Regions from separate parts of the Mus musculus genome. Here region 2 is linked to region 1. Evidence: chromatin contacts called from ENCODE Hi-C or POLR2A ChIA-PET data. All regions are on one chromosome and are shown on one strand. Each heading gives the region's core, a stretch centred on a gene start or an enhancer-like site at or near the end of the contact. The rest is flanking DNA. Distances are from core to core; before and after follow the strand shown. Region 1 holds the start of Tmem17 (transmembrane protein 17). Region 2 overlaps Gm51939 (a long non-coding RNA gene).

Region 1 (6,723 bases), core at 949-3,448:
CTGCCTACCCAACATCGCCAGTAATGTATTTAGTAGATGCATTATGGCTATCTTGCATTCTCTAATAGTACAAACATTATTAGGATGACCTGAATCCACGTTACCAGGCTACAGGCACTCATAGTTAGCTCAGAATAGATTCTTTCTTACTCCCTTCAGAACAAGAACTATATTTTATGAAAAGAATTGTAAAATGTTACTGCTTGCCATGATCTTGACTTTTAAAATTGGATTTATTCATTTTACACGAATTTAGCCTGAAGTTTTGTTTGTACACCACTTGTGTGTTCGATGCCCTTGGAGATCAGAAAGAGATTTCTGATGGAGTTAGAGATGGTTGTGAGTCACCATGTGGGTAAAGGGAAATGAACTTGGGTCCTCTGCAAGATCAATGAGTGTTGGCAACCACTGAGATATCTCTAGGCCCAGAACCCTTTACCAGAAAGATTAAAAGGGAAGAGTGGAATATAAGTCTTGGTAAAGCTCACAGAGTGACAGGAATGTTCGAATATAGCTGGAGAGTTTGCTGAAACCTCTTTGAGAAAGCCTTGGCAGATCCCAATAAAATTGGTCTTACATACCACTTGCCTCAGCACTTCCCCGGACACATTCGACATAAACATGTTACACTGGCATAAACATGTATGTTTCAACATAAACATGTAGGTTACACTCTACATAAATGTGTATGTTATACTCAACATAAACATGTATGTTCATCAACAAGCATTTTCACCAAGAGTGGCACTTGTCATAACTGCTCCTAAGTAGAAATTACACAGGAACTTATCAACATGAAAGAAAATTCATAAAAAATGTTGACAGCAAAGTCAGATTTTCTTTTTAAACTTGAATGTGCAATCAGTCTACTATAAAGTATAAAACAGGCCACTGCTTCACAAGCAACTGAGAAAGGGTAGCTCCTGGAGATGATGATACTGTTGACTGACCTGGGACCTAATACATCCGACTGTGCTTTTCTTTATGTCTATTACACCTAATGGTTTGTTTTGGTTTTTGAGGATTTTGCAATGTATCCCAGGCTAACCTTAAACTGGAGATCTCCTGTCTCTGCCTTCTAAATGCTAAAATGATATGTCTTAAGAGAAAGCAGGGAAAGGCTGATATTTTTAGTTTTAAAATCACCTATATTCCAGAAACAACTGCTTTCAATACTTTTAAGTTATTTCCCTGTCTTCTGAAGCAGGTATGCTTGGCTCATCCACCCTCTTAAGAATGTCAAGGGCAATTTTCTGAGGAACATCCTTAGTGAGGTAACCCAATCACAAAAGAAGTCATTAGATATGCACTCACTGATAAGTGGATATCAGCCCAGAAACATAGAACACCCAAGATACAATTTGCAAAACACAAGAAAATCAAGAAGAGGGAAGACCAATGGGTGGATACTTCATTCCTCCTTCTAATAGGGAACAAAATACCCATGAAAGGAGTTACAGAGACAAAGTTTGGAGCTAAGACGAAAGGATGGACTTTCCAGAGAATACCCCACCCAGAGATCCATCCCATAATCAGCCACCAAACCCAGACATTATTGCATATGCCAGCAAGATTTTGCTGAAGGGACCCTGTCATAGCTGTCTCATATGAGTCTATGCCAGTGCCTGGCAAATACAGAAGTGGATGTTCACAGTCATCTATAAAATGGAACACAGGGCCCCCAATGGAGAAGCCAGAGAAAGCACCCAAGGAGCTGAAGGGGTCTGCAACCCTATAGGTGGAACAACAATATGAACTAACCAGTACCCCCAGAGCTCATGTCTCTAGCTGCATATGTAGCAGAAGATGGCCTAGTTGGCCATCATTGGGAAGAGAGGCCCCTTGGTACTGCAAACTTTATATGCCCCAGTACAGAGGAATGTCAGGGCCAAGAAGTGGGAGTGGGTGGGTAGGGGAGGAGGGCAGAGGGAGGGTATAGGGAACTTTCGGGATAGCATTTGAAATGTATATAAAGAAAATATCTAATAATAATAAAAAGAATGTCAAGGGCATTTTTTTAAAATATCTATGTTCGTTTTCCATTTCCCTCAAGAAATGGTGCACCAATTTTGCAGAGGAATTGCTATGGTGTGAGAGCTCCTTGTGGCTCAGCCCAGGTCCGAATGGCTTATTACTTGTGATCATCTTAAGACGACGCGGCTTTAAAGCAAGACGGAGGAACCCGCCATTTTCAGCAGCACTAGGCCACGTTAGGCTGCGGGCCCGTGGCCCTGGCTCGCCTCTCCAAGGGGAAGCCTCTGGAGGATTCTGTAGCGTTCGGGGAAGCCCAGGTACCAGGTCCCTAGGGGCCCCGCACTGCCCGGTTGCCAAGGGAACCGCCACGCGCCGCTGTGCCCGCCGACTAGCGGGTGTGTGAGAGGCCAGCGGGCAGGCCAGGCATGGAGCTGCCGGACCCTGTTCGCCAGCGCCTGAGCAACCTCAGCCTCACCGTGTTCGGCGACTCCAGCCGCACCGGGCCAGAGTCCAGTGATGCGGCCGGTGAGTGGCGAGGGCGCAGGCCCACGCGGGGGTGTGGCTCGCGGGCGGGAGGCCGCACAGGCCGTGCCCGGGTGAAAGATGGCTGCTCCGGCTTCAGCCAGGGCTCTGTGCCCCGGGAGAAACCACGGCCCTGCGGCGGACCCGGGAGACCACGCGCTTCCGCCGCCGCAGCTACTGCACCCGGTGGCGCGGTCGCCGAGCGGATCAGGATGCGGATCAGGAACGCCTTCTTCCCCACGCGGGTCCCCGCTGAGTCCCCAGCGTGACAGCCGCCGGCTCACACAAAACCGGGCTGTGTCCAAACCCCTCCTAGCAGAGCAAGACCGGCTGCTGCCAAACCGACAAGGCCTTCCTCTGCCTGTTCCTTCTTTCTCCCTGTATAAAAAACTCTCCTCCCGAAATCTAAAAACGAAATACCAACGAGTTAACTCCAGCTTCTGCCTCCTCAATCAGGAGGACAGCATACATGGTTGTCTCCTTTGAAATCAAGGAATTGGAAATCCTTTCGATGGCTTGGTTTGGGCTTTCTTATTTTTATTTTTATTTCTTAAATAGGGCATTGAAAAGCAAACCACTTGCCATCATTGCATGTTGTCACCTTGGTCATTCGTGTAATTTACGCTATATGGAGAAAAGCCTGTAAAATTAGGATTTCGTGTTTCCGATTCAAAGTGTGAGCCGTACGGGGCACTAAAATCGAATAATACAAAGTCTCTGGGAAAAAAAGTGTGTGTGGGGGGGGCGGGGGTGACATTTGTTCTGAAGTTCTTTAGAGCCTCAGCAGCCTAGATAGTCGTGATGGTGTGGACAGCAATAGAACTAGGTAAAGACATCAGCCCTGTAATTTCTTATGGTTCTTACGTGTCAGAAAATATTGTTTTCCCAGACATTCAAACGTGAGAAAAGCTGTTTAAGTTCACTGTCTCTGCCAAGACAGGCAATTAATTGGTCAGAAAAATTTGTCTGACCAATTATATAATACTTAAATTTTATCTCATTACAGAACTTAACTGGAACTTTTGTAAAATTTAATGAACTCACACCTTGTGCCTTGTGGTTCCTCTTCATTTGGTCTGATTTTTCAATTGTATAAATTTGATGTGTTGAAGTATGGACATGAGCCTACATAAAATCAAAACCCTGACATTCTAAACAGCCACTCTTCTCAAGCTATATCCCCATAGCCTTTAAAACAAACAACAACAAAATTTATTTGGTTACAATGCAATCAAGAAGTACCTGGGCTATCCTGAAATTTTCTAAGTAGTCCAGACTGGCTTTGATCTTGAAATATTCCTGCTTCAGTCTCTTTGCAAAAAAAAAAAAAAAAGACTACAGTTTCTGCTCTAAAGGTTCTAAAAGTATCAGCTTAGCTAGTGTGTAATTACTTTCCTGTTTTCTTCTTGGCGAATCTGACTGTAAGATCACACCCACAATGGATCAAGAATTGTACTGTTGCCCAAAGTAAAATAATAATAATGAAAAAAATCCTAGTGGATTTTCCTTAGCGCTAACAAATTTTAAAAATTCCTAGCCCAGAGGTAGTAGTGCATGCCTGTACTCCCAGCACGCAGGGGCCGAGGCCAGCCTGGTCTTCAGATCAAGTTCCAGGAGAGCCAGGCCTTTACAAAGAACCCCGACTTGGAAAAAAAAAAATCATTCCTATATTTGGGATAATTTAAGAAGTCAAAGCAAGAAAAAGCAGACCACAATAGTCAGCCTTGCTCTTAAAACTTAATTTGCTTCTAGAGACCATGAATTTTTCATTAATTTATTTATTTTTATTTTATGTGCATTGGCGTTTATGCTTGTATGACTGCATGTATGCTTGTGTTACAGACAGTTGTGAGCTGCCATGTGGGTGCAAGATTTAAGTCCAGGACCTCTGGAAAAGCAGTCAGTGCTCTTACCCGCTGAGCCATCTTCCCAGCCTCCAACCCCATGATTGTTTTAAAAGTATTAAATGTCAATTAAAAAAAAAAAAAAAACTATGCAGAGAAAAACAAAAAACAGTCTCAAGGAATTTGTAATTTCTAAATTCTTACATTTAGAACAACCAATTTAAAATAAGAATGTAGTTAAATTTATAATGTATTTTTAGGGTTCAATTTTTATAATCAAATTCTTGTTGAGGGGGTTGGTGAGATGGCTCAGCAGGTAAGAGCACTGACTGCTCTTCCAAAGATCCTGAGTTCAAATCCCAGCAAACACCTGGTGACTCACAACCACTCGTAATGAGATCTGATGCCCTCTTCAGATAGTAGTGTCAGAAGACAGCTATGGTGCACTTACATATAATAATAAATAAACCTTTTTGAAAAAAAAAATTCTTGCCGGGCGTGGTGGCGCACGCCTTTAATCCCAGCACTTGGGAGGCAGAGGCAGGCGGATTTCTGAGTTCGAGGCCAGCCTGGTCTACAAAGTGAGCTCCAGGACAGCCAGGGATACACAGAGAAACCCTGTCTCAAAAAAAAACCAAAAAAAAAAAAAAAAATTCTTGTTGAAGGACCTTTTCCCTTATACAGAAACAAAAGATGTTGGGTAATCAGTCTGGTAAATGGAACATGTGTGTCACAAATGGCTACATGTACAATGACATGCCTTTGAAATTTTGTTCTTTCTGCTTATGCATGTTTGGTATTCACTGTAGAAAGCAAGATTTAGAACAGGAAATGAAAGTGAAATTTGTGCTTACACCAAGACTTCGTTGTCTACGTATATAAGGAAAGGGCATTGTTTGTTGAGTGCCAACTATGTGTGCCAGGCACAGTGGTAAGAGTGGAGACCCTCACAACAGCCTCAGTGACAGTGAGGGGTCATCAAATCAGAGATGATTAGGTGACCCCAGAAAGATGTAATAATGCATCCCAACTCTGGCACCTGGAATTTCTTGTCTCCTGTCTTACTTAGGGTTTCTATTGCTATGAAGACATACCATGACCACAGGAACTCTTGTAAAGGAAAACATTTAATTTGGGCTGGCTTACAGTTCAGAGGTTTAGTCCATTATCGTCATGGCAGATGTGGTGCTGGAAAAGCAGCTGAGAGTTCTGCATCCAGATCAACAGGCAACAGGAAAGAGAGTGATAGTGGATCTGACTTAAGCATCTGAAACCCTTAAAGCCCAACTCCAGTGACTTACTTCCTCCTACAAGGCCACACCTCCTAATAGTACCACTCCCTAGGAGCTATTTTCTTTTCTTTTTTCATATACATATATAATATTTTTTAATATTTTAAAAATATTTATATATTTATATATATTAAATATTATTTATTTATTTATTTTTATTTATATGAGCACACTGTAGCTGTCTTCAGACACACACCGGAAGAGTGTATCAGATCCTGTTACAAATGGTTGTAAGCCACCATGTGGGAATTGAACTCAAGACCTCTGGAAGAGCAGTCAGTGCTCCTAACCACTGAGCCATTTCTCCAGCCCCTCCAGTTTGAGCTATTTTCATTCAAACCATCACAGCTCATGTAAATCATGAGCTTCTAAAGCTCATGTACATCACACTGCATCTTAGAGGAAAAGAATTTGAGTCTTTTATTTTTTATTTTGTGTGTATGAATGTGTTTCTGCGCGCGCGCGCGCGTGTGTGTGTGTGTGTGTCTGTGTGTGTCTGTGTGTGTCTGTGTGTGTCTGTGTGTGTCTGTGTGTGTGTACGTATATACATGTATGCCTAGTGCCCACAGAAGCCAGAAGAGGGCACCAGATCTCCTGGAACTGGAGTTAGAGTGGTCATGACCCACTATGTAGGTGCTGGGAACTGAACCCAGTCTTCTGCAAGAGCAGCTAGTGCTCTTGACCACTGAACCATCTCTCCGACCCTAACCAGCACTTCTTATACACAGTTCAGAGGCAAATACGTAGAAGGGAAAGATTTCTACTGGAGTGGGGGAACATAATTAAGGAAGGATGTAAGGAATGGCACTAGATTGAACATTAAGGAATGTATAGGATTGGGATTTGCTGAAAGGGAAAAATTTTTTAGAGTATTATATAAGAGCTAGCCTATAAGAGATTTGTTTTTATTCATTCATTTTATAGCTTATTATAGAAACCCTACAAAGGAGGCAGTGTTAATCATTTGTTGAATAAAATTTCATATTTGCATTCCTCTTTTGGATTTAAAAAAAAAAAAAAAACAGGTCACATATGTAGCTTTGACTAGGCTCAAAATCACTCTTTCCCTGCCTTGGCCTCTGAGTGTGTGG
Region 2 (6,775 bases), core at 1,754-4,253, 49 kb after region 1:
ACAGAGCAGCAGAAGCAATGAATCAGAAGGGCAAGTGAAGTCACAGTCACGGTGGGTAGTCAGCTGATGAAGTTGAAGGCAAGTAGGGTCACTATCTCCCCTGCAGTCCTTTGTGCCTAGTATCTCCAGTATGGAAGGCAGTGCTTATGTACTCAGTCATGTTGATACTCAGGCACTAGTAATGTTGACTGGATGCACAAGCAATAAGCAGGTGGCTAGAGCTCTACTCATTCATGAACTTTTATGGAATAAAAAAGAAGCCTAGCTGGGCATGGTGACGCACGCCTTTAATCCCAGCACTTGCGAGGCAGAGGCAGGTGGATCTCTGAGTTCGAGGCCAGCCTGGTCTACAGAGTGAGTTCCAGGACAGCCAAGGCTACACAGAGAAACCCTATCTCGGAAAACAAACAAACAAACAAACAAAAAAGAAGCCTAAAAGCCCCTCTTAAACCAAGTATAGCATTCCAAATCTGACTCTGTATCCCACACCAATATCAATAACAACTGCCATTTAATCGGACACCTGTTGCAGGCCAGATGTTATGCTAGGACTTTGACAGCTCTGCGAGATACACACCATTTCCATTTCCTTAAAGCCAAAACTAGGACTCAGGACTGGCTAGCAATTGCCCATGATCATGCAGAAGTAGATGCAAGTTGAGATTTAAACCTAGCCTATATTGCTGTAAGATGCCTCTTTAGCTGCCCTGTTCACTGGCCCCAAACACATGCTTTCAGAATGTACTTAGGTTGATGCAGACCTATCCAATTCAAAAGCCAAAGTGGGGACATTGAAACGCTTTCTCAAAATCGGATCACAGACCAGATGTGTCAGTGAAAGCAATAAAAATGGGTCACATACCACTGTCATTGTTGATATCTCTGTTCTTAATCGAAGAACACATCTGTCCAAGTGCTTTACTACAGGCTAGAATTACACTAACTCAGAGCAGCATCCTGGGCCATTGCATGGTGATCAAAGTAGATTGACAGTTAAAGAGATAGGTATTTGATTAATTTTTACTAATGGAAAAACCCTTTGGTAGACTAATTAAAAAGATTCCCCTTTGTAGTAGGTGCTTGTGAAATGTTATATGATCTTACTACTACTTTATTTACTGCTCCAAGTTGTTATAAGGGAAGATGTCCTGAAAAATACTACTTCACCAGCATGCAAGCACCATAGAATGCACCTATGCAAACTAAGACAGCCAGAGCGTCTTACAACCTTATGTCCTGAGGTGGGAGAACTGGGTAGAGAGAGAAGTCCAGAAGACCTTGCACAAAGCCTAACAAAATGAACATATTAAAACAACAACAAAACACATTGACAAAGAAGGCTGGAAAATCCTTGGCAAGACTGACTAAAACCAGCTATTGGTAAACGCAGCCATACAGCAGAGCGTCCAAAGGTGACCTGTGGCTCTGTAATACAGGAGATCCAGCAGCTAAGAGCACTTGCTGCTCTTGCAGGGGGTAAGCATTCAGTTCCTAGAACCTACAGAGCAGATCACAACAGTCTGCACACATGTAGGCAAAACATACATAAAATAAAAGTAAATCTTAAAGCAAAACAAAAAAAACTATGTTAATAACCAGGGAGATGGCCCGGGGGGAAAAGCCTAGTGACCTGAGCTCCATGCCCAGAAATCACCAAAGCTGGATGTGGTGGCACACACAATCCTAGCACTAGTGAAATGGGAGAGGACAGCTAGCCCAGAGTGCACTGCAAAGTCACAGAAACAAAAGGAGACACATAAGAGCCAACCCCAAAAGTGTCCTCTGACCAATAGACCTGTGTGCAAACATATTCGTATACCCGGGCACACACATGCACATATACAAATTTTTAAAATTTTTAAATACAAAAACAGATACCCCTGAGTACAGGTTTAAGATGCTAATCAGATATGTAAGTCATGAAATTATGCATAAAATTACAGGTGACAGAGTATGCATAAAAAAGTCCATGTTAAAAAGATGACCCAGGGGCTGGTGAGATGGCCCAGTGGGTTAGAGCACCTGACTGCTCTTCCGAAGGTGCAGAGTTCAAATCCCAGCAACCACATGGTGGCTCACAACCATCCGTAACAAGATCTGACCCCCTCTTCTGGAGTGTCTGAAGACAGCTACAATGTACTTACATATAATAAATAAATAAATAAATAAATCTTTAAAAAAAAAAAAAAAAAAAAAAAAAAGATGACCCAGAAAGCCCATACTGTGTGACATAAAAGCTTCCACTCTTATACCGTGGTGCCAACCCCTTTCTCTGCTCCAGTCTTCTTCCTTCTCCATCAGAGCACACTGTCATTTAATAAACTGCCTGTCTCTGCTCAGTTCTTTGAGGAAAGAACCTGAAACCCCTCCCTCCAGCCCTCCCAGTAGCAGCTGGCATCAGGATCTCTTTTGTATATGTCTGTCACTGGCTGAAATGGGGTTGTACAACACATGGCTGGTTGTATTATTGTTGTATTATGTTACTGTTGTGATTACAGTGACTTTTCCTGCTTTGCAAATGAGAAAACTGTATGAGGGGTGGTCTAAAAAGACCCAGAGTGCTATTTGAACTGGAATTCAAACTGAGATATTCAGTAGCTTGCCTATAGTTCTGTTCTACAGATTCATTGAAGTCCTTTGCCCTGGCAGACCCTGGACGTTCTAGGATGAGGAAGATGCTGTTACATCCTTATGAGACTTACAGCCAAAACTTAGAATGCAGAACAAATGAAAAGTGTTAGGTGGGGGTAACTCTGGGCTCCCCAGACCCACCCCTTTCCTATTTCAAACAGCCAAGAGGCCTGGAGCAAGAGGCCACTGGTGAAGCTGGGAAGCAGACAGGCTTTGCAATGAGTTGGCAACCACACCTGCCCCCCCACCTCCCTTAAAATAAAACTGATAGCTGGTTTTTATAAAGCAGAAATCCAGCAGATACAAGCTGAGAAGCCAGAGAAGACATGGGGCCAGCCAGCAGGGTGGGAAGAAGGCAGTTCTGAAAAAAGCTATTTGCATCCTCGCTGGCTCTGAGCCAGCTAAGCCGCCCATACACTGCCCTGTTTCTCCAGAAAGGGACTGAATTGGAACGCTGAGAATGAGAGAGTTGCTTGTTAGCACACAATCCCAGCTTCTTCAGTCCTCTGCAGCTCTACAAAGCCATGAATCAGGGCTTCTACATTTTTAAAGCTTAGATGAGAAGCTGCGGGTTCTCATCAGCATGTATGATAAAGGTTTACAAAATACCAGGCAAATAGTTTTTGAAATCAGTTTTTGGTCCTGGAGAAACAAGGAGACGCTCACTGATTCAGCAGTGCATGGATGAGGAAGCCACAGGGCTCAAATGTACAAGCTACTTAGTAATGAGAGAGAGAGAGAGACTATGTCTGTATGTCTGTGTGTCTGTGTGCATATGTATGCGTGTGTATGTGTATGTGTGTCTGTGTCTGTATATGTCTGTGTGCACACGAGCATGCATGTATGTCTGGGTCTGTGTGTGTCTGTGTGTGCATATGTGTGTCCTTGTGTGTGCGCACACAGGAATGCTTGAGTGTACTGTATATGCACATGTGTATACTGATGCATGAACCAGTATGCGCACTCAGCAAGGTCAGAGAAGGACATTAGGTGTCCTTATTCTTTGAAGACAGGATCTCTCACTCAACTTGAAGCTAAGTTAGTAACCAGCAAGCCTCAGGGGTGGTCCTATCTCCATCCTGTACAATGCTTAGGTAGGCTCCTGTGGCCACGCCAGGCTTATTATTATTTATTATTATTATTATCATTATTATCACTGGTACTAAAATGTGAACTCAGTTCTTCATGCTTGTCCAGTAAGCAATCTTACCCTCCTTTCATCCATTATAACATCTTAATGCAAATTTTTACTTGTTTTCTTTCCATTTCTGATTTTTGTTTATGAGGTTAACACACACATACACTTAGAGCGTTATTGTATGACTCCTTCTCACACAAAACTTCCACAAAGGGGTGTCTGGCTTATTTTGAAAACTTGAGTCTGTAAAGCTACAAAAACAGCTCCCTGGGCGGTAAAACAGCTCTTGCTGCATGAGATGGAATAAGCCCTTTTACAAATAAACCCAAACCAACAAATAGATTGAAAAATGAAACACACACACACACACACACTCCAAAAGCCTAAGACCTCTCAAGCCGCTGCCACAATGCTTCCTCCACTCGTGGAGGCCAAGCAACCAAGAGTTCACAAATTTCCTCACCAAAGATAAAAACACTTTGCTCTCAGCAAACCTAGCTATAGTTAATAACACACACAGTATCAGGCACAGATCTGAATACGTACATGCCAGGAAAGAGATTTTTATTATTTCAGTGGAGAACACTCCACCTTATGCTCTATTCAGGGACAAAAGCAAAGTTATGCAAGTGGAAAATACACTGGAAACAGTATCGGGCTCTCCTACAAAAACATTCCTGCCTTGTCATTTTGATCATTTGAGGCAAATGCTTAGGGGCTGGAACGTGAAGAATCAGACTCATCACTCATCCTGAGAGTAACCTGTCCCAAGTGTGTTTGACTTTAGTTCCTTTCCTGGAGGCCAAGCTGTTCTAGGATAGATGGGAGCAGGGGTGGAGTGGGGGTGGGAGTTTGTGCTGCCAACCTCAAGTCTCCTGGTAAATGTGCAACAGAAAGCATGGTTAAGAGCTCACTCCTGCTATTACTGACTGAAAGATGATCAAGTACCCCAATAGAGTATTCTACTATATCCATGCATGTGCACATGTACACACACTCACTCACACATCCATTGTGTTTTGTTTTGTTTTGTTTTGTTTTGTTTTTGGTGTTTTGTTTTGTTTTGCTAAAATCTGGCCTCTGAACAGGGAAATTATGCTAAGATTGGAGAGTCTTCAATTCTTTCACAACAAACAAAACCACAACCAAAATAGAATTACTTGCATATAGGGGCAGAGTGAAAGACAGGATAGGTGGATGCTTGTGTGTGCTATCATGAACCCACTTAGGGAAGCGCCTTATCACCAAGTTAACCGATGGCTGCAAAATACACTTTTTAAAAAATCTAGCCCCTTAGCAGATTGAGAATTTTTTTTCTTTCATCCTTGATTGGCTTAGACTTGGACCCAGCTCCTCAGCCTCTCTGTCAAACAAAAGGGAACAACAGAACTCACTGAGAGAACCGTTCACTTGGGTCCTAAGGATCTGAACCACAGAAAGCAGATGACAGTCGGAAGTCTTTCTTGTTAGTTGTGTTTGTAAATTGTTTGAAATATCATGGGTTTTGAGAATCCCCACCTCCAAAGCTGCCCTTGTCTTTGAAATAGGTTGATCTTTGCCATGAATGATCTGTCTCTCCTTCCTGGAAAATCCACCATAGCTGATGGTAGCACCAGGGTTTTGAGTTCACAGTCAGCATTTCTCTGTGGAACTGATTATAGTAAATACAACTAGTTCTGCGTTTGGGTTATACCCTCAGACTGAAGCTATTTGTGGTAAGATTATCAGGATGGTCGTTTTCAAAGCCGTTGAGAAAGCACACAGTCAAAGAAGATCCTACCTGGACCGGTCAAGTTTCTACAAGTGAATACAAATGAGCTAGCCCTACCCAAAGCCTTGCTTTCCTCACACTTTGCCCCACAACTATCTTCCAGACCCACAGTCTTGAAAGGAACTGAACGCTGTGGCCTCATGTATGTTCTACCTTCTATTTCAAAATAGCTCAGGGTGAGACCTGAGCAAGTCCCTACCTCGAAGGCATTTTTAGGGTCAGATGAGCCTGTAGAGGGGCTTTGAGAAAGGTGAGCATTTACTATCTTGGTAAACCAAAAGTAACAATGCCCTAAAGATATCACGCCCCAACCCTCAGAGCCTGTGAGTGTGTCAGGTTACCTGGCAAAGAGAACAGCTGTGTGCACAAGGAAGGTTGCTGATTTGAAAATGAAAAGGCCACTTTGGATTGTTTAGGCAATCAGGAGAGCCTTAAAAGAAGGAGACAGGAGGGTGGGTGACAAAAATGAAGTGAACTGTGGAAGAGTCAACCAGCTGTGACTGGCTTGGAAACTGGGGTCACAAGCGAAGGAATGTGGCACCTTTAGAATCTAAACCTGTAAGAAAGCAAGCTCTCCCGAGGCACTCCAGGAGGGGAGGTGGCAGCCACCTAAGTGATTTTCACCCAGACACTTGGGACCATCGGTCTCCAGAACTATCACAAATGGCTACCCAGTCTGTTCATGGCTATCAGAAACGAATACAATTATTAAAATGACTGACGTACAAGGATCAAAGCAAGGATTTATGTGTATACTGTAACATAGAACAAGCACTTCCCTAATATCTGATAAGAAAAAAAAAAAAATGGGCCAGACAACAGCAAATCATCTAGCCGGAGGGCACAGCTCCTGCTTCCAGGATCCCAGGTGGTGCTCACAGCCACGGTACCTCACTATTACTAAGATGAGGTCCTTTGCATCCTCGTCGCCTCCACAAAAGCAGCACCCACTTTGTCTCTCTGGGTGACTTCTACCTTCTCTTCCAACCTGCTTTCGAGGTCATTCTCCTGGTGATGAGGCCTGAAGCTCACCAAGAGGGCTGTGCTGTCTGTCTCCAGCCAGGGAATGTCTCTAGACTCTTCTCAAGCTCCGAGGTTCCAGATCACGAATAGCAGAGAGGAAACGAATAGCAGAGAAGAAACGAACAACTTCGCCTTTACCCTTCCCTGCTGGAAGAGCATCTGTACTCCACATAGCAGTCAGTGGGCCTCTAGGGAGAGAGGCAGGGAAAGGC

What was found. Hi-C counts contacts between places; a loop is a spot of excess contacts on that map. ChIA-PET counts read pairs that join two places held with the same protein, here RNA polymerase II (POLR2A).
Region 2: a loop to region 1 is called in a map of left cerebral cortex, with 2.2 times the contacts of the local background. The contact joins the enhancer-like site here to the promoter of Tmem17 in region 1. A Hi-C loop is called at or near these places in 1 of 37 maps with a recorded cell type or tissue (left cerebral cortex). POLR2A ChIA-PET finds 5 or more read pairs at or near these places in 1 of 5 experiments (Patski).

Annotation. Positions count from the first base shown.
Region 1 is chr11:22,510,085-22,516,807 of GRCm38, forward strand. Tmem17 (transmembrane protein 17) reads left to right here and starts at 2,199. Exons shown (of 4, transcript NM_153596.3): 1 at 2,199-2,499. The coding sequence starts at 2,400.
Region 2 is chr11:22,557,924-22,564,698 of GRCm38, forward strand. The region is part of intron 1 of Gm51939 (a long non-coding RNA gene); the gene reads right to left. Among named protein-coding and RNA genes, the nearest start is that of Gm51939, 23 kb to the right of the region's middle. Within about 2 kb of position 3,004, at least 2 of the 3 ENCODE cell types and tissues checked have a DNase peak (open chromatin) inside an H3K27ac peak, as active enhancers do; they include left cerebral cortex, where a contact is called at or near this core.